Linked DNA regions of Homo sapiens: region 2 is linked to region 1. A link is a loop called in an ENCODE intact Hi-C map of the cell type or tissue named here. Cell type or tissue: adrenal gland. All regions are shown on one strand. Each heading gives the region's core, and the rest is flanking DNA. Links, peaks and the distances in the headings are about the cores only.

What was found. A loop is a pair of places that touch in the nucleus more often than their neighbours do. Peaks named below come from ENCODE experiments on the same cell type or tissue, not always from the same donor. Only the 100,000 strongest peaks of a DNase experiment are listed, where the experiment ranks them.
Region 2: it touches region 1 in a loop (2.2-fold over the local background); 3 of 110 quality-filtered maps call a loop at or near these places.

Annotation. Positions count from the first base shown.
Region 1 is chr3:52,659,472-52,671,258 of GRCh38, reverse strand. PBRM1 (polybromo 1) reads left to right here. Exons shown (of 32, transcript NM_001405607.1): 4 at 2,614-2,761; 5 at 8,983-9,126. Among named protein-coding and RNA genes, the nearest start is that of PBRM1, 21 kb to the left of the region's middle. RefSeq lists enhancers at 4,351-4,850, 4,851-5,352. In adrenal gland, for the core only: no CTCF peak of the experiment used is centred there; no DNase peak of the experiment used is centred there.
Region 2 is chr3:52,539,701-52,551,487 of GRCh38, reverse strand. UQCC5 (ubiquinol-cytochrome c reductase complex assembly factor 5) reads right to left here. Exons shown (of 2, transcript NM_001124767.2): 2 at 9,598-11,064. The coding sequence ends at 11,003. PBRM1 (polybromo 1) reads left to right here. Exons shown (of 32, transcript NM_001405607.1): 30 at 671-741; 31 at 851-1,067; 32 at 3,253-6,121. The coding sequence ends at 3,425. Among named protein-coding and RNA genes, the nearest start is that of UQCC5, 9.0 kb to the right of the region's middle. In adrenal gland, for the core only: no CTCF peak of the experiment used is centred there; no DNase peak of the experiment used is centred there; H3K27ac peaks cover 281 bases.

The sequences.
Region 1 (11,787 bases), core at 1,359-9,358:
TATTGCTCAGAGCTACACAATTTGTGAATATCTTTTTGATACTTTGTTTCAGTTACTGTATTAGTCTGCTTTGTGCTAGGACATGCAAATCAACAATGGCTGAAACAAAAGAGAAATTTATTTCTCTTGTGTAAAAGTCCTGTTCTGTGAAGTTGTCAAGGTACAAGTATTAGCCAACTCTATTCTGCGGTCTTTGTGGTATCACCCTTGCCTGCATGGTCTGAGATGACTCACTACCACAACTGCCTTCCAGCCAGTATGGAAAAAGAATGAATGTTAAGGACATGACTTGGATATGACACACTTCAGCTCTCGTATTGGCTAGAATCTAGCTGCAGTGAGGCTGGAGAATAAATATGGTCTTTAAGGTTTTGTTTTGCTTTGTTTTCCTTAGAGACGAGGTTTTACCATGTCACATAGGCTGGAATGCAGGCTACTCACCAGCACCATCTTTGCACACTACAGCCTTGACCTCCTGGGCTCAAGCAGTCCTCCCTCAGCCTCCCAAGTAGCTGGGACTACAGGCATGCAACACCATGCTGGCTGAGAATATAGTCTTTAGTAGCCATGCAGCAGCTTAGAATGCTGTCATCCTGGGAAGAAGGGAAAATGGGGTAGGGAGTAGCCGGCAGGCTGTCTGCACACCAGGGCTAGTGTTTCTCATTATTCTGATTAAAACTTTGCATTTTGGTTATTTTGCAGCCATATGCCAGACTGCCCTCATCTATTGTTGAAAGAGAAAAGTTGTTTTGAAAGAACATACAATATAATCCTGTTTATGTTAAATTTGGTTTGTGTGTACATGTGCCTATAGAGAAGTCTGGAAGAATGTCTATAAAAATGCAAATGGTGCTATTTATTCTGGATTATAAGGATGATTCTTACTTTTGATGGTTTTCTGTATGTTTGATTTCAGAAAAAATTAGTACTGTTAGAAATTAGAAGTATTTCATTTTGAAATGGGGGGACCCTGTTTTGACCATATGACATAGAGTGAGAGGTTGGGATCCTGATTTTTCTTTTGTCTTTGTGGTAATTCTAAAAATGTTTGTGAGGAACCTTGTAGCAGTGATTCTGGGGGATAGTGTCCTTTCTAGGCACATGTTCTCATTGAATTCTCAATTGTCTACAGATAGTCCCCTTAGCTTGAGACACTGCTGGGGTCCTGCCTCAGCAAGGAGCACTGGACTGTGGGTCCTGTAGGCCCAGATGGAGAGGACCATCTTGGATATTAAGTTATCAGAGCCCTAATGTGTGCTGTGAGAAGGTTCCTTGATACCACTGACAACATCAGTATTCTTTCTGCTTTTTCTCTGATTTCTCAATATTCTGATTTTTTTGGTTGAAAAGAGTTCCCATATAAGTGGACCTGCACAGTTCAGTGGTCAACTGTACTGTATTAACATTCACTTCCTGGTTTTGATGGTTGAGTTGTGGTCCTTATTTGTGAGAAACAAACACTAAATTATCAGGCGTGATGGGGCATCATGTCAGAGCTTATTCAAATGGTTCAGAAAAAAAGTACTATTTTTGCAACTTTTATGTCAGAATACAAATTTAAAAATAATTTAAATATATTATACGTAATAAAAGAATGGCTATAACCTGTCAGCTAAGGTTCCAAGAGAGATTTAAGCCTTAATCGCCATGATGTTATTTGTAATAACTTATCTCTTACACATCTAGAATGGGGCTGAATACCTACCCCTGTGGGAGAATTGAGAAAATAGTCACATCGTTTTTCAGTAGGTTTACTTGTCTCCTGGAACTTCATTTGAAGAAAGCCAGAAAAAATACTAAACATCCATGAACCCTAAACCCAAGAAGTTATTTTGGGAACTTAAGAAATTGTCATTAAAATTACTTAAGGAATTAAAGAAGGAAATTACTTAATTATTTTAAGAAATTTTGTCATTATAATTACCTACAAAGTTTCTTGTGTGTTCCTCACTACCCCTCTCCTGCAAGGTATAACCACTAAGCCAAATTTTGTATTTCTTAGTCCCATGGTTTTTTTTTTCCGAAGAGTTTGGTTGTGTTTAGATGTATCTGATGTCCATTCATCTTTGTTAAGCTACGTAAGCCAAGGGCTCATCTTCCTCCCTTGTAATTTTAGTAATTGCTATTGTAGCAGCATTTATGATAGGCATTTGATAGTACTTGGCAGAAAAAATTTATGTGGTCACTTACTGAAGAAAGAATCTGTTTTGTAAGTTTATAAAGAGTATTGAGACATATCTCTGTTTTCACACTTTTGAGCACTATGAAAGGTAAGTCATCTTCATTTATAAAGGATACCATTGACATGGGTTTAGCGTTGGTGCCCTAAACATTAAACAGTTAGCATATAAAAGACCATCACAGGTGTTAATTTAGGTTTTTATATCATTAACGTATGTTTTGAAAAGGGAATGAGTGTGCATCTTGCTTTTCTTTTTCTTTTTTTGCAGATTTTTTTCTTTTTTTTTTTTTTTTAAGTAAGCTTCAAAGTCCATGAAAGATTCTAATATGCTCTGTCACTTGGAATGTTGAACATTACCATAAATAGTTTTGAAATAAAACTTTTTGTAAGCTTCAGATTAATCTCCTTTAAAAAAATTTAAATTATAACAGAAATCAACCAGACTATTATGAAGTGGTTTCTCAGCCCATTGACTTGATGAAAATCCAACAGAAACTAAAAATGGAAGAGTATGATGATGTTAATTTGCTGACTGCTGACTTCCAGCTTCTTTTTAACAATGCAAAGTCCTATTATAAGGTAAGAAATTATGAAATTTGGAAAGATACCAATTGGAAGATACCAATTTGATAATTGGCTTCTTAATATTTATAAACCTGGCAGGTGAGTAGTAGTTTCTTTTTGTGGCTTGAGTTCGCATTTGTCTTATTCGTAAAGAGACTGGACATTCATATGATTTTTATTTCTTATTTATTTACGTATTTTAATTTATTATCTTTTGAGACAGGGTCTTGCTCTGTTACACGGGCTGGAGTGCAGTGGTGAGATCTTGGCTCATGGCAGCCTCCGCCTCCCAGGTTCAAGCAATCCTCCCACCTCACCCTTCTGAGTAGCTGGCACTATAGGCACGTGCCACCATGCCCAGCTAATTTTTGCATGTTTTGTAGAGACCAGGGTTTCACCATGTTGCCCAGGCTGGTCTTGAACTCCTGGGCTCAAGCAATCTGCCTGCCTTGGCCTCCCAAAGTGCAGGGATTATGGGCGTGAGCCACTGTGCCCAACCCACATTCATGTGATTATGAACTATTCTTATTTCTCTGTCTGCTCAAATCTTTTGCCCATTTTTCTCTTGGTTTGTTAGTCATTTTCATATTTCTGGAATTTTTTTTTCTTTTTTTTTTTAGAGACAGAGTCTCCCTATGTTACTCAGGCTGGTCTCAAACTCCTGGCCTCAAGTGATCCTCCTGCCTCAGCCTCATGAGTAGCTGGGACTACAGACATGAGCCACCACTCCTGGCTTTAGAAATTTTTTTTTTTTTTTTTTTTTTTTGAGGCAAAGTCTATTGCCCAGGCTAGAGTGCAGTGGCACGATCTCAGCTCACTGCAACCTCTTCTTCCCAGGTTCAAGTGATTCTCCTGCTTCAGCCTCCTGAGTAGCTGGGATTACAGGTGCCCACCACCATGCCTGGCTAATTTTTGTATTTTTAGTGGAGATGGGGTTTCACCATGTTGGCCAGGCTAGTCTTGAACTCCTGACCTCAAGTGATCCACCCACCTTGGCCTCCCAAAGTGCTGGGACAACAGGCGTGAGCGACCATGCCTGGCCATAGAAATTTTTTAATTATTGTGGATAGTAAACCTTTTTTGATTATATGTGTTTCAGTTTTTTTATTTTTTTTATTTGATTTTGTGTGTTTCAAATATCTTCTCCCACTGTGTGCATATCTTTTCACCTTTCATGGTATTTTTTGATGAACAGAAATGTTTTATTTTAGTTTAATCAAATTTATCAATCTTTAAATTGGGTTTATTTGTATCTTGTTTCAGAGATTCCTCTTGCCCAAGATATTCTTCTATTAGTATGCTTTTCTTAAAGTTTTATAGTTTTGTCTTTCATATAAGCCTTTAATGCAGCTAGGATTGATTTTTGTCTTTTATAAGGTAGGAATAAATGCAGCTGGGATTGATTTTTGTCTTTTATAAGGTAGGAATCAATTTTTTTCCCACAGGTATAACCAACACTATTCTCTCTGCGTTTGTTCGCAATCGTTGCTGTCATCATTTCCATGTATTCATGGATCTGTTTCTGTCCTTTTATTCTGTTCCACAGGCCAGTTTATCTGTTACTAGGCCGTTCTATTTCTATCTTAATTACTTTGGCTTTATAATTTTTTTTTTTTTTTTTTGAGACACGATCTCCTTTGTTGCCCAGGCTGGAGTGCAGTGGTGTGATCTTGGCTCACTACAGCCCTTGTCTCCTGGGCTCAAGCAATCTTCCCACCTTAGCCTCCTGATTAGCTGGGACTACAGGTGCGCACCATCACACATGGCTAATTTTTTGTATTTTTGATAGAGACGGGATTTCACCGTGTTGCCCAGGCTAGTCTTGAACTCCTGGGCTCAAGCGATTGACCCGCCTCGGTCTCCCAAGTGCTGGGATTACAGGCATGAACCACCATGCCCAGCTTGCTTTATACTTCTTTTTCTGGTTAGAAAGTAGGTTAATTATACTTGACCCTTTGCCATTTCTTTTTTTTTTTTGAGATGGAGTCTCGCTCTGTTGCCCAGGCTGGAGTGCAGTGGCGCGATCTCGGCTCACTGCAAGCTCTGCCTTCCAGGTTCACGCCATTCTCCTGCCTCAGCCTCCCGAGTAGCTGGGATTATAGGCACCCACCATCATGCCTGGCTAATTTTTGTATTTTTACGTGGTTTTGCCATGTTGGCCAGGCTGGTCCTGAACTCCTGACCTCAGGTGATCTGCCTGCCTCGGCCTCCCAAAAGTGCTAGGATTACAGGCGTGAGCCACCATGCCTGGCCTTATTTTTAAGAGATGAGGTCTCATTAAGTTGCCGAGGCCAGAATCAAACTCCTGGACTTAAGCAGTCATCCCACCTCAGCCTACCAGGTAGCTAGGACTGCAGGTACACACCACCTTGCTCAGTTTATTTTACTCTTCAGTGCATTTTGTTATTTTTTTCTCTATGCCTTCTTTTGATTTCATTTTTTTCAAAACTTTTTTCCTCTTATTACCTCTAAAATTTGGAAATTGTAACATCTATAGATAATCTTTTAGTTCTTATCTAAGAAGTTTTAATATGCATAATTAACTTATTCAAAGCCAGAAGCTAATCAGGATCTTAATCCTCCAAACAATACGAAGACTTTAGAATAATTCAACTCTGATCACTCTTTTCCTTATTTATAATGCTGGTGCTGTGTACTTTAGTTCTTTTGTGGCAATTTTTGAATCTGATAGAACAGTGGTCCCCAAGCTTTTTGGCACCAGGGACCAGTTTTGCGGAAGACAATTCTTCCATGGACAGCAGTGGATGTAGGGGGCAGGGTCAGGATGAAACTCTTCCTTCTCATGTCATCAGGCATTAGATTCTTATAAGGAGCTCACAGCCTAGATCTCTTGCATGCTCAGTTCACAATAGGGTTCACACTCCTATGAGAATCTAATGCCACTGCTGATGTGACAGGAGGAGCTCAGGCGATAATGCTGTCTTGCCTGCTGCTCACCTCCTGCTGTGCGGCCCAGTTCCAAACAGGCCATGGACTGGTAGTTGTTCGTGGGCTGGGGGTTGGGGACCCCTGCCATAAAATACTATTCAGCCAGGCATGATGGCTCATGCCTATAATCCCAGCGCTTTGGGAGGTTGAGGCAGGAGGATTGCTTGAAGCCAAGAGTGTGAAACCAGCCTAGGCAGTGTACTAAGACCCCACCTCTACAAAAAAAAAAAAAATTGTTTTAATTGGCTGAGCATGGTGACGTGCACCAGTAGTCCCAGCTACTTGAGGGGCTGAGGTGGAAGGATCATTTGAGCCCAAGAGTTCAAGGCCGTAATGTGCTATGATCATGCCACTGCACTTCAGCCTGGGCAACAGTGAGATCCTGTCTTTAAAAACAATAATAATAATAATATTGATTTGTGGAGTCAGTACCATTCATTATTACTACTTTCTTTATTCTTCATTCCATTTTGCTATTGAGAAGTCATCCGCCAGTATGATTGTAGTTCCTTTAAAGGTTATCTGTCTTTTCTTTTCTGGCTGTCTTTAGTATCCTTTTCTCTTTTGTATTTTGTAGTTTCATTGTGATATATTTAGATGTGGATATCTTTATAGAATTTGCGAGTAGTAATGCTTCATAAATCTTAGATTGGTGTTTCTCATCATCTTTGGAAAGTTTTTAGCCATGTCTTTGCATTTTGCCTTTGCCCTGTTCTTGTAGTAACTCTGATTGGGTGTCATATTAGACTTCCCACAGGTCTCCATTTCTCTTAACTTTTCATATTTCCTGCTTTTGTGTCTGTGTTTCCTTTTTTTTTCTTTTTTTTTTTGTGATAGAGTCTGGCTCTGATGCCCAGGCTGGAGTGCAGTGGTGTGATCTTGGCTCACTGCTTCCTCTGCCTCCTGGGTTGAAGCGATTCTCCTGCCTCAGCCCCTGAGTAGCTGGGATTACAGGCGCCTGCCACCATGCCCGGCTAATTTTTGTATTTTAGTAGAGACAGGGTTTCACCACGTTGGCCAGGCTGGACTTGAACTCCCGACCTCAGGTGATCCACTCGCCTCAGCCTCCCAAAGTGCTGGGATTACAGGCGTGAGCCACCGCGCCCAGCGTCTGTGTTGCTTTTTAGATAATCTTTTTTTTTTTTTTTTTTCAGTTCTTTCAATTTTCTTGGTGAAATCTCTTAAATTAGTTAAATATAAATTTAGTATTTGCATTTTAATTTTTCTACATATAGGAAGTAGCGTCTTTTTTAGAGTCTGTAGGACTTTGCTCATTGTTTTCAAACTCATTGTTTCTTTAAACTTTTTATTTATTTATTTATTTTTTTAAAGAGAGAAAGTCTTGCTCTGTCACCCAGGCTGGAGTGCACTGGCTATTCACAGGCACAGTTGTAGCTCACTGCAGCCTTAAACTCCTGGGCTTAAGTTATCCTCCTGCCTCAGCCACCTAAGTAGCTAGGACTACAGGTGTGCGCCACCGTGCCCAACTTTTTTTTTTTTTTTTGAGACGGAGTCTGGCTTTGTCACCCAGGCTGGAGTTCAGTGGCGCTATCTCGGCTTACTGCAAGCTCCGCCTCCCCGGTTCACGCCATTCTCCTGCCTCAGCCTCCCAAGTAGCTGGGACTACAGGCACCCACCACCACACCCAGCTAATTTTTTTGTATTTTCAGTAGAGATGAGGTTTCACTGTGTTAGCCAGGATGGTCTTAATCTTCTGACCCCATGATCCCCCTGCTTCAGCCTCCCAAAGTGGTGGGATTACAGGCGTGAGCCACCACGCCTGGCCACCATGCCCAACTTTTAAACATTTTTAACACACCTGTTTTTTATTCTATGGTAGATTATTCTGATAATCTAATTATTTGAATTCCAATATCTAATACATATATTTGTTGTCACTGTCATTTTTGCTAGCTTTCTCGTGATTCTTTGATTCTTATGTGCCTCATGATTTTTTTACTATGGACTCAATATTTCTTGGAACTTTATCTGTAGAGATCATTGGAGCATTAAATTGAAGTTGGTTTCATCCAGAAATGATTTGTTTCTTGTCCAGGATGACTGGCCTGTCTTTGTTAAGGCTAACTTTACGATGAAGAGTTCTCAGAGATTCATTTCATGCCTCTCCTCTCCTCTCAGTGCCATGGTTTGAGATAGGCATGAATTTAGATAGGTAGAGGTTGAGATGGGCAGTCGTCCTTGCTCCCTGGCAGTACAGAAACTGATTTGAGTTCCCACTAATGGTGCAGCCATGGCCTTTGGATTCCCAGCTTCTGGTAGACCCTGACCTTTGTCTTCCCTCCTCGCTGCCCAGAGAAGCCTTGGAAATGAAAGCTTGGTTTTATCATAAATAAATGCCCTCAAAGTGAACATTTGACTTAAGTGTTGTGGGTTTTCATCTGGTTTCCTACTTTTATTCCTTTAATTTTGTGAACATCCTTACTTCCTATTGGCATCCCATGTATGCATTTTTAAAGTTTTATTTTATTTTTTGAACATTGCATCCAACGTTGTTTTTACTAGAAGATTTCAGTCAAGAGTTTATTATGCCCACTATACTTCATGAGCAGACATTTTGAAACAAGGTATTAAAGAATTTCAAACCACAAGTATTAATAACATCAGAACCGTCATTAGCTTCTATCCTTTAAATCAAATCTTATCCTTTAAGTTGTCTTTCTTAGTGTATTAGTAATAATTAGTTTTTTTGGGTTTTTTGGTGTTTTTTTTTTTTTTTTTAAGACAGAGTCTTGCTCTGTCACCAGGCTGGAGTGCAGTGGCGCAATCTCGGCTCACTGCAACCTCTGCCTCTCTGGTTCAAGTGATTCTCCTGCCTCAGCCTCCCAAGTAGCTGGGACCACAGGTGCGTACCACCACGCCCAGCTAATTTTTGTATTTTTAGTAGAGACGGGGTTTCACCATGTTGGCCAGGATGGTCTCGATCTCTTGACCTCATGATCCACCTGCCTTGGCCTCCCAAAGTGCTGGGATTACAGGCATGAGCCACTGTGCCCGGTCATAATTACTTTTAATTTAGCAAATCATTTGTCTTCTGCCTCAAGTCTTTCTTTAATGAGATAAGACCTAAATAATTTGATTTCAGAATGTCTTTAAAACATACACTTAATTTTTTGGAAGCGGGATTTGGACCCATATATGTTTTAATCATGAGGATGTTAAAATTTGTAACAATTTTTGGTCTTTGCTGAAACAGGTGCTTTAAAAGTAGCAACTAATTTCCAATACATTACTAAAGTGTTTTTTTTTTTCTCTTTGCTAACATACAGCCAGATTCTCCTGAATATAAAGCCGCTTGCAAACTCTGGGATTTGTACCTTCGAACAAGAAATGAGTTTGTTCAGAAAGGAGAAGCAGATGACGAAGATGATGATGAAGATGGGCAAGACAATCAGGGCACAGTGACTGAAGGAGTAAGTGTGTAGCTGGAACTTGTGATGGATGGGCTCTTGGAAGGCAGAGAGGGCCCCTGCTTGTGATTCCCTCTGGGCTGTTGTGGGCAACTAGAATTCCTGTGCAATTGTATTGGTAACTGGGAGGATAAAAGGACATTCAGCCAGAGAGCCCCACTCCATTTTTAAGGGATCCTAGGATATCCTGGACAACGTGTGCCATGTGTGGTAATTTTCATGAATTGTACTTACATTAATGCATATTTCCTGCTCAGTTTTAAAGAGAATCTTGATATTATCAAGGATTAGTCCAGTATTGCTACATTGAGACATCATGTAAGGAAAGGCAGTGTTGTGATTAGAAGTTGGAATGTAATCACCTTAGTGAGGAATATTTCTGTAGGTTAGAATAGTTACTGTTCCTAGAACCTCCCAGGTGTGTTTCTGCCTCTGGAATTTTGCAGTTGTTCTTCTGCATAGAAAGTGCTTCCTTTGACTTTTCCCGTGACTGGCTCTTTTTTATTGTTCTAACACCATCTAAAATGGTGTCTACTGAGACAGGACTTTCCTGACCACCCTATCTCCATTGTTTGCTCCGCCTTCCTCCTTTTCAGCCCCTACCCCACCCTGTCATCACAGGGTTGTCTTCAGTTTTTATAATGTCACTATATGTGAAATAACATACTAGTTTACATGTTTTTCTCTCTTTCCCCAAGTAGAATGATAGCTCCTAAGCAGGTATCTTTTTGTTCATTTATTCCTCATATCTGCACTATACCTGACATGTAGGTGCTGATAAATATTTACTAAATAAAGACACATGCTTCATGGCCAGGCGAGGTGGCTCACACCTGTAATCCCAGCACTTTGGGAGGCCAAGGCGGGAGGATCACTTGAGGTTAGGAGTTCAAGAACAGCCTGACCAACATGGTAAAACCCTGTCTCTACCAAAAATACAAAAATTAGCTAGGCAGGTGGCACATGCCTGTAATCCCAGCTACTCTGGAGGCTGAGGCAGGATAATCGCTTGAACCCAGGAGGTGGAGGGTGCAGTGAGCCGAGATGGCGCCACTGTACTCCAGACTGGGCGACAGAATGAGACTCCATCTCAAAAAAAAATGAAAGACAGAAAATAAAAAGACATGTTTGAAAAGAGAAAAAAGAATAGTAGAGGGGATCACAACTCTTTTCTACAGCTAAATTGTGAGAAGCACATTGCAGAATATTCCCCTTTCTTCTGTAACTTATCTACATAGGCCTTTTGCTGGAATACAGAGAAGCAGTGATGGGTGAATTTCTCAAAAATACAATTACTTCTTAGAGTCTCAAAATACAGTTCCTAGTCAGGTGCTGTGGCTCACCCCTGTAATCCCAGCACTTTGGGAGGCCAAGGCAGGCAGATCACCTGAGGTCAGGAGTTTGAGACCAGCCTGGCCAACATGGTGAAACCCCATTTCTACTAAAAATACAAAAATTAGCTGGGCATGGTGGTGGGCACCTGTAATCCCTGCTACTCGGGAGGCTGAGGCAGGAGAATCGCTTGAACCCGGGAGGCAGAGGTTGCAATGAGCTGAGATCATGCCACTGTACTCTAGCCTGGGTCTTAGAATGAGACTCTGTCTAAAAAAAATATAGATAGATAGATAGATAGATATACACAAAATATATATACACACATATACATGTAGTTCATATATTTTATATGTATAAAATTTTATATTTTATATATGATATGTAAATATATGTATATAGTTCCTCAGCAGCTTGTCAGTTTCTTTAAGTAGTTAAGTGATTGGAACTAAATAGAAGGCTAAAAATAGGAATTTCCTGGAATTTTACTCTCTAATATGAATACAGGAGAAGCAGCCCATGCTTTCTTCGGTAGAACACTGCTTGCAGAGGCCCCACCCTTAGTGTAGGCCTTCAGGGCTCTAGTCAAAAGATTAAAATGCCTGTATTTAGGACTTGCCCGTACTTCTGTAACGCATAATTGATGAGAAATTGGGAGGGTCTTGTACATTCACATTTATACCTCCCAAGCCTCTTTCAAATTTTGTTTTTTTGAGACAGTGTCTTGCTCTTTGGCCCAGGCTGGAGTGCAATGGCACGATCACAGCTCACTGCAACCTCCACCTCTTGGGTTCAAACGATTCTTCTGCCTCAGCCTCCTGAGTAGCTGCGATTGCAGATGCCTGTCACCACACCAGCTAATTTTTGTATTTTTAGTATAAGTGAGGTTTCACCATGTTGGCCAGACTGGTCTCGAACTCTTGACCTCAGGTGATCCTCCCACTTCACCTTCCCAAAGTGCTTGGGATTACAGGCATGAGCCACCATGCCAGACCCCAAGACTCTTTATAACTCAATGATTCTCATGGAGGGAGAAGAAATTTTCAGGTTTCTAATTTTTAAATCAAGGATGATTTTCTTGGGTCTGGTGCGGTGGCTCACGCCTGCAATCCCAACACTTTAGGAAGCTGAGACTGGAGGATCACTTGAGCCCAAGTGTTTGAGACCAGCCTGGGCAATGTAGTGAGACGCCCATGTCTACAAAAAGTAAAAAAATTAGCCAAGCATGGTGGTACACATCTGTGGTCCCAGCTACTTGAAAAACTGATGTGGGAGGATTGCTTGAGCCCTGGAGTTAGAGGCTGCAGTGAGCCATGGTCACACCACTTCACT
Region 2 (11,787 bases), core at 1,788-9,787, 120 kb after region 1:
GGGCCATGAAGTCTCTCTGTTCCTTTGTCATTTTGCATATAAAGCAATAGCAACAAGGTTACTTCACTTCAGATGATTCCTTTTCAGAGTGCTACTCTATCAGATGGAAGTGTTCTCTCCCTGCCAGCACTAGTGACTCCAGTTAGAACCAGCTGCTGATGGTCTGGGAGGGGATAGCAAGGCTGTGCCTTCAGCCTTCACAAAGCTCATTTAACTATGCACTTCCACAGCCTCTTCCCTTGTGTCCCTGCTGTCCTAGCACATTGCTTACTGCTGAGCCTGATTCCAGTGCCATTCCTGCTTAAATTAAATACAGGCTTCAGTTGCAGGAGAATGTGTTGTCAGAAGAAAAACACCTTGAATGTAGAGGTATATTCTGACAATAGCTTACCTAGAGAAATACTAGAATTTTATGCAAGGTTCAAATCATTTCTAAGCCATAATTGATGTACATCTGACAGATTGTTCTAGTATTATACTTTAAGTACCTAGAAACAAAACAACTTTCTATTCAAATCCTATTGGGGTGCTTAAGATTCCTAGCCACAAAGATTCAAGGGCAGAGGTACATAGGTTTGAATTATGAATGGCATCATTTCTTATCAGACAGTAGTTTTTCAGTCATTTCAACCCAGAGCCTCTAACTGTGCCATTGCATTCTGAATTATAGGTGTGATGAACCAAGGAGTGGCCCCTATGGTAGGGACTCCAGCACCAGGTGGAAGTCCATATGGACAACAGGTGAGCCTCCCAGTTTGATTTTCTAGGACTTGACAGAATTCGAGTTATCCTTCTCAGAACATGTGCAGAGTCTCTTTTTGCCTCACCATGTGGTCCTGTGCTCTTTCAGGTGGGAGTTTTGGGGCCTCCAGGGCAGCAGGCACCACCTCCATATCCCGGCCCACATCCAGCTGGACCCCCTGTCATACAGCAGCCAACAACACCCATGTTTGTAGCTCCCCCACCAAAGACCCAGCGGCTTCTTCACTCAGAGGCCTACCTGAAATACATTGAAGGACTCAGTGCGGAGTCCAACAGCATTAGCAAGTGGGATCAGACACTGGCAGGTAAGATTCCTTCTAAATAAGCCTTTGTGAAATACATGCTTCCTCAAAGCTGTCTTACTGCTGTTAGCATAGTATATCATACAATAAACACCCCTTTTTCTTATACAATTAAAATAAATTATATATTTCATAAATGGTTTGGAGTTTCTTTGCATGTTTACGTAACACACTGAAAATGGTTTGTTTTGTTTTGTTTTGTTTTTGAGACAGGGTCTCACTCTGTTGCCTAGGCTGGAGTGCAGTGGCGCGATCTTGGCTCACTGCAGTCTCCGCCTTCCAGGTTCAACTGATTCTTCTGCCTCAGCCTCCCCAGTAGCTGGGATTACAGGCACATGCCACCACACCTGGCTAATGTTTATATTTTTAGTAGAGATGGGGTTTCACCATATCAGCCAGGCTGGTCTCAAACTCTTGACCTCAAGTGATCCACCTGCCTCGGCCTCTCAAAGTGCTGGGATTACAGGCGTGAGCCACTGTGCCTGGCCTGAAAATGGTTTTTGGGTTGTTTTTTTTTTTTTGAGACAGTCTCACTCTGTCGCCCAGGCTGGAGTGCAGTGGTACAATCTCGACTTACTGCAACCTCCGACCCCCAGGTTCAAGCGATTCTTGTGTCTTAGCCTCCTGAGCAGCTGGAATTACAGGTGCTCAGCACCACGCCCAGCTAATTTTTTTATCTTTAGTAGAGATGGGGTTTCGCCGTTTTGGCCAGGCTGGTCTCGAACTCCTGACCTCAGGTGATCTATTCACCTCAGCCTCCCAAAGAGCTGGGATTATAGGCATGAGTCACAGCGCCCTGCCTAAAAGTGTTGTTGTGGTTTTTTTTGCCAAATTTCAAAGCCTAGTTTTCTCATAAACATCACTGCCATCTTTTTAAGTACATTGTTTTTTGTTTGTTGTTTTGTTTTGTTTTGTTTTGTTTTTCAGGCATTTGGACATTAGTATAGATGCATTGGGTAAATTAAAAATTATTGGCCAGGCACGGTGGCTCCCACTTTGGGAGGCTGAAGTGGACAGATCGATTGAGTTCAGGAGTTTGAGACCAGCCTGGACAACATGGCAAAACCCCGTCTCTACAAAAAAATTAAAAATTAGCCAGATGAGGGCCAGGAGCGGTGGCTCACGCCTGTAATCCCAGCACTTTGGGAGGCTGAAGCGGGCAGATCACTTGAGGTCAGGAGATCAAGACCATCCTGGCCAACATGGTGAAATCCCATCTCTACTAAAAATACAAAAATTAGCTGGGCGTGGTGTCTGGTGTCTGTAATCCCAGCTACTTGGGAGGCTGAGGCACGAGAATCATTTGAACCCGGAGGTGGAGGTTGCAGTGAGCCAAGATCGCACCACTGCACTCCAGCCTGGGTGACAGAATAAGACTCTGTCTAAAAAAAAAAAAAAAACTATTTTACCTCAGTTTAACAAAAGGAAAAAAATATTAGAAACCGATTAGGCTATTCATTTAGTTCAACATACTTATGTATTTTCAGTATGTACTAAAGTACTTGTGTAGTTTCTGGAGAGAAGTTTGGAAGTTTCTACTTGTTCTTGATTTCTAAACCAACTTTGGTCATCTCATTTCATTTCTTTAGAGTAGAAGGTATATTTTCCCTTTCTTCACATGTTTACCTTTTTAGGAATTTTTGTTAACATTGAAGTAATTATTAAATATCAGGGATGCCTACAAAAAAATAATGATCAGGCCGGGTGCAGTGGCTCACACCTGTAATCCCAGCACTTTGGGAGGCCAAGGTAGGCAGATCACCTGAGGTCAGGAGTTCAAGACCAGCCTGGCCAACATGGTGAAACCTGTCTCTACTAAAAATAGAAAAATCAGCCAGGCTTGGTGGCAGATTCCTGTAATCCCAGCTACTCTGGAGCCTGAGGCAGGAGAATCGCTTGAACCCAGGAGGTAGAGGTTGCAGTGAGCTGAGATCGCGCCACTGCACTCCAGCGAGGGCGACAGAGCGAGACTCGATGTCAAAAAAAAAAAAAAATTTATGATCAAATCTTTTAGTGCCTAGTAAAATGATATAAGAAATGTGCCTGGAAATATTCTGCAGTTAAAATTCATAATATTTAATAAATATTCAATGTTTTGTGTTTTAATAAGTTCGTCAGACCTTAGAACTGAGGGAAATTTTGCCAACTTAAAATTCTAATTTCTGTCTCTCTGTACTTTAATTTTCAGCTCGAAGACGCGACGTCCATTTGTCGAAAGAACAGGAGAGCCGCCTACCCTCTCACTGGCTGAAAAGCAAAGGGGCCCACACCACCATGGCAGATGCCCTCTGGCGCCTTCGAGATTTGATGCTCCGGGACACCCTCAACATTCGCCAAGCATACAACCTAGAAAATGTTTAATCACATCATTACGTTTCTTTTATATAGAAGCATAAAGAGTTGTGGATCAGTAGCCATTTTAGTTACTGGGGGTGGGGGGAAGGAACAAAGGAGGATAATTTTTATTGCATTTTACTGTACATCACAAGGCCATTTTTATATACGGACACTTTTAATAAGCTATTTCAATTTGTTTGTTATATTAAGTTGACTTTATCAAATACACAAAGATTTTTTTGCATATGTTTCCTTCGTTTAAAACCAGTTTCATAATTGGTTGTATATGTAGACTTGGAGTTTTATCTTTTTACTTGTTGCCATGGAACTGAAACCATTAGAGGTTTTTGTCTTGGCTTGGGGTTTTTGTTTTCTTGGTTTTGGGTTTTTTTATATATATATATAAAAGAACAAAATGAAAAAAAACACACACACACAAGAGTTTACAGATTAGTTTAAATTGATAATGAAATGTGAAGTTTGTCCTAGTTTACATCTTAGAGAGGGGAGTATACTTGTGTTTGTTTCATGTGCCTGAATATCTTAAGCCACTTTCTGCAAAAGCTGTTTCTTACAGATGAAGTGCTTTCTTTGAAAGGTGGTTATTTAGGTTTTAGATGTTTAATAGACACAGCACATTTGCTCTATTAACTCAGAGGCTCACTACAGAAATATGTAATCAGTGCTGTGCATCTGTCTGCAGCTAATGTACCTCCTGGACACCAGGAGGGGAAAAAGCACTTTTTCAATTGTGCTGAGTTAGACATCTGTGAGTTAGACTATGGTGTCAGTGATTTTTGCAGAACACGTGCACAACCCTGAGGTATGTTTAATCTAGGCAGGTACGTTTAAGGATATTTTGATCTATTTATAATGAATTCACAATTTATGCCTATAAATTTCAGATGATTTAAAATTTTAAACCTGTTACATTGAAAAACATTGAAGTTCGTCTTGAAGAAAGCATTAAGGTATGCATGGAGGTGATTTATTTTTAAACATAACACCTAACCTAACATGGGTAAGAGAGTATGGAACTAGATATGAGCTGTATAAGAAGCATAATTGTGAACAAGTAGATTGATTGCCTTCATATACAAGTATGTTTTAGTATTCCTTATTTCCTTATTATCAGATGTATTTTTTCTTTTAAGTTTCAATGTTGTTATAATTCTCAACCAGAAATTTAATACTTTCTAAAATATTTTTTAAATTTAGCTTGTGCTTTTGAATTACAGGAGAAGGGAATCATAATTTAATAAAACGCTTACTAGAAAGACCATTACAGATCCCAAACACTTGGGTTTGGTGACCCTGTCTTTCTTATATGACCCTACAATAAACATTTGAAGGCAGCATAGGATGGCAGACAGTAGGAACATTGTTTCACTTGGCGGCATGTTTTTGAAACCTGCTTTATAGTAACTGGGTGATTGCCATTGTGGTAGAGCTTCCACTGCTGTTTATAATCTGAGAGAGTTAATCTCAGAGGATGCTTTTTTCCTTTTAATCTGCTATGAATCAGTACCCAGATGTTTAATTACTGTACTTATTAAATCATGAGGGCAAAAGAGTGTAGAATGGAAAAAAGTCTCTTGTATCTAGATACTTTAAATATGGGAGGCCCTTTAACTTAATTGCCTTTAGTCAACCACTGGATTTGAATTTGCATCAAGTATTTTAAATAATATTGAATTTAAAAAAATGTATTGCAGTAGTGTGTCAGTACCTTATTGTTAAAGTGAGTCAGATAAATCTTCAATTCCTGGCTATTTGGGCAATTGAATCATCATGGACTGTATAATGCAATCAGATTATTTTGTTTCTAGACATCCTTGAATTACACCAAAGAACATGAAATTTAGTTGTGGTTAAATTATTTATTTATTTCATGCATTCATTTTATTTCCCTTAAGGTCTGGATGAGACTTCTTTGGGGAGCCTCTAAAAAAATTTTTCACTGGGGGCCACGTGGGTCATTAGAAGCCAGAGCTCTCCTCCAGGCTCCTTCCCAGTGCCTAGAGGTGCTATAGGAAACATAGATCCAGCCAGGGGCTTCCCTAAAGCAGTGCAGCACCGGCCCAGGGCATCACTAGACAGGCCCTAATTAAGTTTTTTTTAAAAAGCCTGTGTATTTATTTTAGAATCATGTTTTTCTGTATATTAACTTGGGGGATATCGTTAATATTTAGGATATAAGATTTGAGGTCAGCCATCTTCAAAAAAGAAAAAAAAATTGACTCAAGAAAGTACAAGTAAACTATACACCTTTTTTTCATAAGTTTTAGGAACTGTAGTAATGTGGCTTAGAAAGTATAATGGCCTAAATGTTTTCAAAATGTAAGTTCCTGTGGAGAAGAATTGTTTATATTGCAAACGGGGGGACTGAGGGGAACCTGTAGGTTTAAAACAGTATGTTTGTCAGCCAACTGATTTAAAAGGCCTTTAACTGTTTTGGTTGTTGTTTTTTTTTTAAGCCACTCTCCCCTTCCTATGAGGAAGAATTGAGAGGGGCACCTATTTCTGTAAAATCCCCAAATTGGTGTTGATGATTTTGAGCTTGAATGTTTTCATACCTGATTAAAACTTGGTTTATTCTAATTTCTGTATCATATCATCTGAGGTTTACGTGGTAACTAGTCTTATAACATGTATGTATCTTTTTTTTGTTGTTCATCTAAAGCTTTTTAATCCAAATAAATACAGAGTTTGCAAAGTGATTTGGATTAACCAGGTTTGGTTGTTCTGTTAAAGTGGTGTCAGATGTTTCAAGCAGATTTAACTCCTGCAAGCCCTGATTTCATGCTGACAAGGTTGTATGTGACTGCCAATTTAAGAGAACAAAGCTCCACAGATGGAGATGAAAGTCAGTGTCCAGACCTCTGGTTCAGGGCTCGGGCTGCATTAACACAGAGCCAAATGTAGTCAGACTGCAGACTGAAGTGCCCCACGCCACGCCTCAGGCTGGCAGTCAAGGAATTCCTACATGTCCTCAGCATGGGCAGAAATGCAGGTTGAAATTAAAATTGGAGAATTACTGAGGGCGGAAAGTGAGGAAAGCATGTAAGCAGTATAGCCCACTTCAAATAGCTTGTCTGTGGCCAGAAGAAACAGGTGGCCCAGGTGTCTTTAACATCTTTATAAACTCTTAAAACATGACCATGCTTTTAATAGAAAGTGTTGGTAAAAGCAACCAACTGTTTTCCTCTAATATCACTTTGCAAATCCCTGTGGTTCTGTTCTCCTGAATTTAGGATAGTACCGGCATCTGTGCCCCTGAGCATATTTTGAACAATCATTGATGTATAGCTAGACATCCCATCTGAACACTGAGCAAACAAATATTGCTATTATTCTGTTCCTTTTTTTTTTTTCTTTTGAGACGGAACCTCACTCTGTCACCCAGGCTGGAGTGCAGTGGTGCAACCTTGGCTCACTGCAGCATGCGCCACCATGCCTGGCTAATTTTTGAATTTTTAGTAGAGACAGGGTTTCTCCATATTGGCTAGGCTGGTTTTGAACTCCTGGCCTCAAGTGATCCACCTGCCTCAGCCTCCCAAAGTGCTAAGGTTACAGGTGTGAGCCACTGCGCCCAGCCTACTCTGTTCCATTTTAGCCTGGAAGTATGTTAGGTCCCTGAATGAAAGTTCAGAACTAAACAAATTAATGGACTGTCCCTTTTCCCTGTTTTGGCTATTTCATGGTATTTACATCTTGCAGATAGCACATAAATGAGACAAGAAACTCCAGATTTAATACTCGTGTGAAGACTAAGCACTAACATGCTTTACTAGGAGATAAATTACTTTGGAAAACAACAGGGTCCAAGAGTGTGTGTGTGCGTATATATATATATTTTTGTTGTTGTCGTTCACGCCATTCTCCTGCCTTAGCCTCCTGAGTAGCTGGGACTACAGGCGCCCAGCACCACGCCCGGCTAATTTTTTGTGTTTTTAGTAGAGATGGGGTTTCACTGTGTTAGCCAGGATGGTCTTGATCTCCTGATGTCGTGATCCGCCTGCCTCGGCCTCCCAAAGTGCTAGGATTACAGGCGTGAGCCACCGCGCCCAGCTAAGAGTATATTTCTTTAAAGAGAGTTAATTCAGTGTGAAAAATTTAAACACACACACAAAATGGAGATTAAATATCACATCAGGGATGTAGGTAAGACTTCCAAAATAGAACTGCTAGATGAACAAAAATAACTCATTTATTCACTACTTTTTTTCTTTCTTTTTTTGGGGGGGGCTGTAATACTGTTGTACTATTATTAGGTACTTTCTCTATAAATTCAGATAATAAAGTGACACTCCAAAGCCCATATTCTTTCCCCAACACCACAGTGGAGGTAGAGTTCTAGTAATAAATGCTAATCAGGTTTTCAGCATTCTGCAATAAGTATAGTTCTTGAAATTTATTAAAATTTATGCCCTGTAGTTTACAGTTGGTGGTACTGCAATTCTTTTCACGGCTTTTTTTTTTTTTTTTTTTGGAGACAGGGTCTCACTCCATTGCCCAGGTTAGAGTGCAGTGCTGGGATCATACTTACTGCAGTCTTGATCTGGCTCAGGTGATTCTCCCACCTCAGCCTCCCAAATAGCTGGGACTACAGGTGCACACCACCAGGCCTGGCTAATTTTTTGTACTTTTTGTAGAGACAGGGTTTCACCACGTTGCCCAGGCTAGTCTTGAACTCCTGGGCTCAAGTAATCCTCCTACCTCAGCCTCCCAAAGTGCTGGGATTATAGACATGAGCCACTACTCCTGGCGCCCTTAAATAGTTCAGTGTCTGATAAGTAGGATAGAGTCATTCCTAGTAGGAGAGTTAAAAATACTTTTGAGGAAAAATTAAAAGCTTATATACCTTAGCTGGGCACAGTAGCTCATGCCTGTAATCCCAACACTTTGGGAGGCTGAGGTGGGAGCACTGCTTGAGCCCAGGATTTTGAGACCAGCCTGGTCAACACAGCAAGACCCTGTGTCTACAAAAAATTTAAAAATTAGCCAAGCATGGTAGCTAGCTAGTCCCAGCTACCTGGGAGGCTGAGGCAGGAGGATCGCTTGAGCCCAAGAGTTCAAGGCTGCAGTGAACTATAATCATGCCACTGCACTCCAGCCTGGGTGACAGTGAAACTCATCTCAAAAAAAGCTTGCACCCTAACAAATGAGTTCTCACTCACAGCATCCAAACTAATGTGCTCTGAAAACCTATCTTCCATTGAATACAATAATTGCTTTGGTAGTCTACCTGCCTAAAAGTCAGAAGTTGTCCAATCTTTTTTTTTTTTTTTTGAGACGGAGTTTCACTCTTGTTGCCCAGGCTGGAGTGCAATGGCGCGATCTCGGCTCACCGCAACCTCCGCCTCCCAGGTTCAAGCGATTCTCCTGCTTCAGCCTCCTGAGTAGCTGGGATTATAGGTGCCTGCCACCACACCCGGCTAATTTTTTTTTTTTTTTTTTTTTTTTTGAGACGGAGTCTCGCTTTGTCGCCCAGGCTGGCGTGCAGTGGCGCGATCTCGGCTCTCTGCAAGCTCTGCCTCCCGGGTTCACGCCATTCTCCTGCCTCAGCCTCCCGAGTAGCTGGGACCACAGGTGCCCGCCACCACGCCTGGCTAATTTTTTGTATTTTTAGTAGAGACGGGGTTTCATCGTATTAGCCAGGATAGTCTCGATCTCCTGACCTCGTGATTTGCCCACCTCAGCCTCCCAAAGTGCTGGGATTACAGGCGTAAGCCACCATGCCCAGCCATACACCCAGCTAATTTTATATTTTTAGTAGAGACGGGCTTTTTCCGTGTTGGTCAGGCTGGTCTCGAACTCCTGACTTCAGGTGATCCACCTGCCTCGGCCACCCAAAGTGCTGAAAGTACAGGTGTGAGCCACTGCACCCAGCCTTCTTTTTTCTTTTAATAGAGACGGAGTGTATGTTGCCCAGGCTGGCCTTGAACTCCTTGCCTCAAGCAATCCTCCTGCCTGAGCCTCCCAAAGTGCTTGGATTACAGGCTTGAGCCACCAACCCTGGCCATCATTTTCAAAGTCTGTTGTCCTTAAATAAATTAACATTCTAATGGAAAGAAGAAAAAGAAATGGAGAGGAAAGCTCTAGAGAAGGCCAACACAAAATTCAGTCTAATGGTTCTCTGTGGGGTGGAAGCAGGGGGATGGGCCAGGGAATGAACCCACAGCAGACACAAAAGTTAGCCAATGGTTTTATTAGTGTTTACTATTATTCTTTGTAAAAGGTATGACGTATTTTCTATATGTATCAAATACTAAACTCCTAAAACAAGGTGGGTTAGGGCAAACATGGAGTATGGCCATATAATTGAGAATCATACTATAGTTTTTATACAGCAGTCAAGTCACTAAAAATGGTTTATCAGGTTAGGTTTACCAGGAATCCTAGATGACACAACTGGGCATGAGAATACGATGAACCACCGTCCTCTCCCTGATGGCAGAGGTCATTACTGGCCTTTCACATTCAAGCCATCTCCCAGCTGTGACTCTGGGCTTGCTGCACTGTAGTGTAGGTAGTGCTTTAAGGAGATGGGAGTAGTTAGTTAATGGTTCTTTACTGAATTGGTTCTAAGATAAGTGGACTAAAATTAGAAGAAAAATCTAGAAAAAATTAGGAGACATGTTTGTGGCAGAGATCATTAACTTGAGGATACCCTATGGCCTTAAGCATCAGCTTTATTCTCATGCAATAGTTAGAAACTATTCTGAAACTTAGTCTTTAGTATGTAGATTTTTTTTTGCTTGAAACGATGTTAGATGTGGCTATGCAAGCATGGAAAGGTATCTGCTTTTTCTACCAGGCTGATCCAAACTTACACTGGGTCAGATTGCCAAATCACTCAATAGACTGAGCCTCTGATTTAGCTCAAGTCTGGGATGCTTTATACTGTGTAGGTTCACTTTCTCATGGAAGGAGCAACTGTTTCTAGCAGCTGAATCGAACAGCAACATCTTCATCCTAGAGTAGTGTGAAACCTGTTGCCCACAGTCCTCATGAAGATCCAGCCCTTGCAGTTTAGGGGAGCCAAGCAAGGGAGGAGCATATTTCTGTTCACAAGAACACTAGCATGAGAAATGCGTAGTCAATCAAGAATTTCCACCACCCTAGCAAAAAGTTTATAGTCTAGTAGCTGGCAGAAATACAACCTGCATAATTATCCTGGTTTAAATGATCTGGCAATAGAGAATGTGTCCATAATTTAATTTGAATTCTGCAAAAAAGTAAATAAGGTTATAATTAGTTGCCTAAAAACAAAGATTGCCGAAAACAATTCGGGCTTCACTGAAAAGCATCCTGATTGATCCTTGAATTGTTTAAGAAATATTTCATGGACTAGATTCATCGAGTGAGTGTTTTAGGAGGAAATAATTTTCCCACAAGTGCTGTCCAGCAGTGACTTGGGAAGTACTCAAGCAGAGACAGAACTATAAAAATTCTTTGCAAAAACAGTTATTGGAATATTGTGCAGCTGATAAAGGACAAGCTGTGTCAGAACAAGAGATCTGAAAAGTATATTTTAAAAGGCACTGAAACCAATAGTAAAAATTCATATTGACTTTATTGACTGCTGAAGTTCAGTCTCATTCATCTTCCAGCCTTCTCTGATACTGTCTTTCTGAGGCTTTTCTACGGTAGACATCATCTGTATCAAACAAAAAGTTGCTCAGATGTTTAAGAAACATATTTAAAATTAAAACAATCTGAATAATTTAACCAATAGTCTAGGTCTGTCACCTACTTCTGAATCTTGGCATTAATATTTAACTCAATGCCAAAATAAACTTAAAACAAAACTTGAGTTAGATGAGGACTATGATAATGGAGTTCTAGACTTAAATAGGGTAAAAGTCAGTGTCTTGAAAGATAGAATCATGTCTTAGCACATCTCTTAGTGTTTTAAGATGTCCCTCACTTCCTTCTCCCCCATAATTTCTATTCTGTGCTCTGAAGTCATCCTTCTTAACTAAAACCTGGCTCCTCAAAGGCACTTCTTGCCTCTTGGCTCTCTGATGCTCCCTCTCCCATATCCAGAAACCTTCAGGTGGGGAGAGGAGATCAGTTTCCTTGTTCCAGCTGCTGCTTTGCCAGACCTTTGACTCGCCACCTTCATGTAAAGAATCTTCTTTCCAGGCCGGGCACAGTGGCTCACGCCTGTAATCCCAGCACTTTGGGAGGCCGAGGCAGGCGGATCACAAGGTCAGGAGTTTGAGACCAGCCTGGCCAGTATGGTGAAACCCCGTCACTACTAAAAATACAAAAATTAACCGGGTGTGGTGGCAGGCACCTGTAGTCCCAGCTACTCAGGAGGCTTAGGCAGGAGAGTCGCTTGAACCCAGGAGGCAGAGGCTGCAGTGAGCCAAGATCG